2 separate regions of the Homo sapiens genome follow, and region 2 is linked to region 1. A link is an interaction called in ENCODE POLR2A ChIA-PET data of the cell type or tissue named here. Cell type or tissue: MCF 10A. All regions are shown on one strand. Each heading gives the region's core, and the rest is flanking DNA. Links, peaks and the distances in the headings are about the cores only. Region 1 has its middle 56 kb from the start of RGS7. Region 2 has its middle 57 kb from the start of FH.

What was found. ChIA-PET counts read pairs that join two places held together with the same protein. Peaks named below come from ENCODE experiments on the same cell type or tissue, not always from the same donor. Only the 100,000 strongest peaks of a DNase experiment are listed, where the experiment ranks them.
Region 2: POLR2A ChIA-PET joins it to region 1 with 5 read pairs; 1 of 35 experiments calls an interaction of 5 or more read pairs at or near these places.

The regions. Positions count from the first base shown.
Region 1 is chr1:241,411,928-241,414,851 of GRCh38, forward strand. No RefSeq gene overlaps it. Among named protein-coding and RNA genes, the nearest start is that of RGS7, 56 kb to the left of the region's middle. In MCF 10A, for the core only: no CTCF peak of the experiment used is centred there; a DNase peak (open chromatin) is centred at 1,684.
Region 2 is chr1:241,461,207-241,464,130 of GRCh38, forward strand. No RefSeq gene overlaps it. Among named protein-coding and RNA genes, the nearest start is that of FH, 57 kb to the right of the region's middle. In MCF 10A, for the core only: no CTCF peak of the experiment used is centred there; a DNase peak (open chromatin) is centred at 1,385.

The DNA.
Region 1 (2,924 bases), core at 135-2,634:
TTCCATATGTGAATAACCACAGACAAAGATTTCACTTAGATATGGTATTTAGCTAGAAGATTCCTTTCCTTTACCTTCTGATATGGTTTGGCTGTGTCCCCATCCAAATGTCATCTTATACTGTAGCTCCCATAATCCCCACACGTTGTGGGAGGGACCCGGTGGGAGGTAACTGAATCATGAGGGCAGGATTTCCCTTGTTGTTCTCGTGATAGTGAATAAGTCTCACGAGATCTGGTGGTTTTATAAGTGGGAGTTCCCCTGCACACGCTCTCTTTCCTGCCACCATTTAAGATGTGACTTTGCTTCTCCTTTGCCTTCTGCCATGATTGTGAGGCCTCCCCAGCCATGTAGAACTGTGTGAATCCATTAAATCTCCTTTATTTATAAATTACCCAGTCCTGGGTATGTCTTTATTAGCAGCGTGAGAACAAACTAATACACCTACTGATCTCTGGGTTGTTCCCGGTCCTCTGTTCCATAGCTTAATGGCCAATGCCTTGAGGTCATTCAAAATAATGATGGAGAGATAGCAAGTGTAATACCACTGTGCATTTGTCTAAAGAAATCCAAAGAGCCTGGATGGAAAAGTCTTAAGTTACCAATCTATGAAGGCTCCAGGCTTCCTGTCACTGTCCTTGCCTGCTCAGTTTAGTAGGAATAAATTTCTTTTTTAAAACTCAGCAGTACCCAAAATATAGGATTGTCAGTGAATTTAGAATGCAGGCCACAGGTAAAGCATTGATCTCTCATTTCCTCTTGCAGACTGGCTAACTTGGATCGAAGTACAGACCACTCCTTCAGAAAAAAAAAAAAAAATCTATAGCCATATGCCAGGGTTCTGAATTTTTTTCCACTATTTATCCTAATAGCAAAGCTGCCACGGCACATGGTCTGTATCCCAAAGAACAGCGGGTGACAATCTGACCAAATGTTCGGCCACCACATAAGAAGGGTCACCAGATTTGCAGCCTGAAATACCTGAGACCTCACTATCCAAAGCCCCACCTCTTCCACTCAGCCAATTCCACATTTTTGAATCTTATTTGCTGCATCCTCTTTCAGGTAGAAAGTCCACTTCAGGTATAATGCATTCAGCTGCAGCTACTAAGTAAATCTGCCGGAATACAGTGCCCTATAACGCAGCTCACAGAAAGGTGTTTGAATGCAGATTTGCCACTGATAATTCCATCATTTCTTACACTCCAATCATGATATTGTCCATGAAGAATAGCTTGGGTACATGATCTAATTTATTCCTCACAATATTGATATGGGACACAACTATGATATACATGGGTATATGATAAGATATGGGTATATTATCATCCCCATTTTACTGATGAGTAAATTGAGGCTCAGAGCCTAGGTACTTTGCTCAGGTTCTCACATTTGCTAAGTTGTGGAGCTGAGATTTGAACCTAGATCCGAGTGACACAGAAGTTGGTTCTTTTTATTATTTAATCACTTTAATCATTTAATCTATTATTGAGGTAAAACTGCACCACAGAGGACCAAAAGGAGAACTACAGTGCAAGTCCAGGTGCCTGTAGCCATGGCACAGCTGTGGCATAGTTGTTCCAATGTGGTAACCAGATGTGTCCTTCTGGTTGTCTTGGTACGGAGCCACAGCTCCAGTACTGAGTCACAGCCACATGCAGATGCCACCACAGAACATGTGATATTTTAGATCTGAGTTGACAGTTTAACATGTAAACATTATCAGAAAATAATGAGTCAGGCTCTCCCGAGCCATATGCTTCATCTCAGAGCCAAGGCTGTGTCATCACTGTCAAATGCTCCTTCAGGCCACTAAATCACCACAGTAAGATCATAGCTTCAGGACCTAAGTAGCTCCTGGGGATGGGAAAGAGATGACTGACTGAGGTGGTTGATGGGATTCTTACAGGTAAGTCAAATGGGTTTTTTCACTTGCATCACCTTGGGGACCCATTCAGCAGTGCCGTTGGTGGAGGCTGAGAGACCAGGTCCTCTAAAATTGTGACACCTGCTCTCTTTGAAAATGAGGCACTCTCTCAGTTTAAATATTTTGTTAATGTTTTTCCCCTACAATTCCCTTCAATTAAAAGATGATGTATGGCATTCATGGGATAAATGAAGTTGATGCATTGTGAGCATTTCGTGACCTCTCACACCCTGAGGGGTCCAAGTGGGGCTGGAAGTCTGCAGGGAGGCATACCTTTATTCAGGGCTGAGTCATGTTGTTTGCAAGGGCCCTAGAGCCAAGTGTGTTGAAGACACAGACACCTGAGGGGCACTAGCTCCGCAGACACCTGGACTTGCCGGTGGATCTTTCAGAGGAGGAGCTAGGCAGGGTTCTTTCCTTCCAAATGAAGTAAAAGCATGAAAAAGAAGAAAGGGAAGTGTCTGCTTCTGGACACTAGTGATAAAATTGGTTTGAGGGTGTTGCTACTTGGAAATACCAAGACATCCAGGCACCTGCTCTCACCTGCTGTGCCCTGTGTCTTCTGTTTTTTTTTGCAGACAGAGCAGCTTTATCTGAATCTGGCCTTGTCAAGTGATTAGATCACGTATTTAGTTTTTGTCTCATCAATTGATGATAAACTTGAAGAAGGCAGAGGGGTGTGTGTGTGTGTGTGTGTGTGTGTGCATGTGTGTGTGTGTGTGCATGCCCGTACATGGTGTGTTTATTTCCTGCAGTCTCTAGGACAGCAACAGTGACTTTGCCATTTCATTTGTTGAAGTGGCCTAAAATATGATATATGGAAAAGTGGAAGAGACCCATAATCCTCTTTCACTTTTGAAGTGATTTATGCGTTACAACACTAGATTGCAGAGCGGGCTAGAATTAGAAATGGATAGATTTTTGGGTAAAATACATATCTTGAACAGAGTTTTTATGCTGTATATATACACAAAGAGATATCTATAGAAAAAGACAG
Region 2 (2,924 bases), core at 102-2,601, 49 kb after region 1:
TGGTGGCAGGCACTGGTAATCCCAGCTACTCAGGAGGCTGAGGCAGGAGAATCTCTTGAACCCGGGAGGTGGAGGTTGCAGTGAGCCAAGATCTCACCATTGCACTCCAGCATGTATGACAAGAGTGAAACTCTGTCTCAAAAAAAAAAAAAAAAAAAGAAAGAAAGAAAGAAAGAAAAAGAGAAAAGAAAATACATCTAAGTTGAATTGTTCAAAACAGGCAGCCCTCTATGGCACCAAGTGAGCCGGGGGTGGTAAAAATTGTCCAATAAGAGCAGATGTTCTCTGTCAAGAAAAATTGAGATTAAAGAGGATTTGGACCTGATTCATCCAAACAATTACAATAGCTAGAGCACTCATTTCTCATACTCTTTCTTAGTCCATTTTCTACTGCTATAACAGAATACCACAGACTGAGTAATTAAAAAAAAAGTGTATTTGGCTCACAGTTCTGGAGGCTAGAAGTCCAAGAGCATGATGCTGACATCTGTCAAGTGTCATCCTATACCAGAAGAATGGAAGGAAGAAGCAAGCTTGCAAGACTTGCAAGAGAGAGAAAATTGGGCCAACTCACCCATTTATGGGGAACCCACTCCCATGACAATTAACCTGCTCCCATAATAATGGCATTAATTCATTCTTGAGGGGATCTGCCTAATCACCTCTTTATGGTCTCACCTCTTAACGTGGTACAGATTAGGACACCAAAGCCCATTGTGTCTTGGCAACTTGTCCATAATCACACAATCAATAAACGATTCAGTGAGACCCTCCACTCTCCTCTGATAACTCCAGGTCCTTTCCAATGCCATTCTACTGCCTCTTGGTCAGCCTCAAACCACCACATTCTATATCACATTCCATATCACGCGCTTGGCTAGAATCCCAAGCCTGGTTTCAAAGACCTACCCCTCTCAACAATAATATCATCCTCAGACTGTGAAGAGTGCTATGGTTTGAATGTTCCCTCCAAAACTCAAGTTGAAATTTGGTTGCCATTTGCACAGTCCATAGAGGGTAATAACTTTGAAGAGTCATCAGCAAGATTAAGTTTATTGGATGTAGAAGATATTCTATTAGAGTATGAGAAGAAATAACTTATATTTCTATTTGCATTTTTATCTTGTTCTCTTTTTTAATGCTATTTTTCTATATATGTTAATGTACATGGTAATACAGTGGTACATAGATAATTTAAAAATTGTGTGGCCAAAATAGTGTGAAGACCACTGGTTTAGAGCATTATGAGTTGGAAAAACGTGTTCAAATTTCTACTCTGTTACTTACTTATTGCCTAACCTTAGGCAAAATCTTCAAATTTCCTGAGCCTCACTTTCAATGTATGTATTACAAGGACAATGATAGCACATACGTCATAAGAGTGTTGCAAGGATCAAATGAGTGCTCACCATGGTGCCTGGCAAGAAGTAAGTGTGAAATAGATAATAGCTTTTATTACTCATCAACAAAATGGAGATTATCATTTCTTTCTTGCCAAATTGTTGTGAAATTTAATGACATGGTATATTTAAAAGCATATTGTAAAGTATAAGTTCCAGACAAATGTAAGGCACTATTTCTTACAGTTTGTTGAAAAACAGTTATTTTCAGTGCTAGAGTATGAAACCATTTCAATTTAACCTTTGTTTTGTGGGACTACCTTACATTTCTTCATACCTTAGGATTATCACAGGGACACCTGGGAAAAAATGTTCCTAGGGCTAGTACCCTGAGATTTTTCTCTATAAACAGAGAACTTGGACATTATCTGGGTTGCTGAGTGTGGGCTCTCTGAGGCCCTTCTGCTACAAATGTTAGCATTTTCCAGGTAAGACCAATATATTCTAGTATTCCCCAAAGTTCTTGTCCTTTAAAATCAGAGTAAGAACTTGAGGTGGTTTGTTCATATAAAGCAGTGCCTTAGAATAAACAAGATTTATGTATTTAATAAGATCTACGGAATACTGGAATTCAGTACCAGAGTAAGTCTAGGAAACATAACAGGCTCCCAGAGCAAGCTATTTAAATGAAAGAAAATATAACCAACTTAATTCTAACCTTCTTTGAGGATAGTAAATTATTTATAACTGAAATCATTTCTGTTTCATGTCTAGTAATATCATATTATGTTGGTTGGCAGAACAGTGAATAAAGTAAGAACCATACATTCTGACTTTCCCTATTGAACCACCTTTAATCTCTCTCTGTTTCAATGACCCAGAGGAACAGTGAAAACATGAGATTCAAGATTCTGTGAGCTGGACAGCAGATGGAGGCACACTGACAGCAGATGGAGGACATAAAGCTGACAGTTAAGAGACATGTGAATGGGTTGATGGGGAATGATCTCTTTGTGAAGTCTGTTGTTGGCAACACATTGCGGCAGAAGAAACAGCTCAGTGATGGTCCCCACAGCTGCCATTCTCCAGTCTTGAAGTTGGTGTATGACCTCACTGTGACCGACCCCCTATGGGCTGACAATGTGGAAAACAGTAATGGTCAAGAAATCCTCCCTGTCCTTTTGTGTTCCAGGCAGAGAGCCACCCTTCCCCATGTGACTTGGGGAAGACTCATGGATGAGCTCCTTGAGAACCTATGACGAAGCCAGACACAACCCCTCCTAGGGTCTGAAAGTTTGTGTCCTTCCAAATTCATATGTTGAAATCCTAACCCCCGAGGTGATGGTATCAGGAAGTGGGGCCTTGGGAGGTGGTTAGGTCATAAGATTGGAGCTCTTATGTATGGAATCAGTGATTTAAAAAGGCCCCAGAGAGCTGCCTTGCTCCTTAAGACATGTGAGGATACAGCAAGAAGGTGCTGTCCATGAGAAAGCTGGCCCTCACCAGAAACCAATCCTACAGATGCCTTGATCTTGGACTTCACAGCCTCCAGCACTGTGAGCAATGAGTTTTTGTTGTTTATAA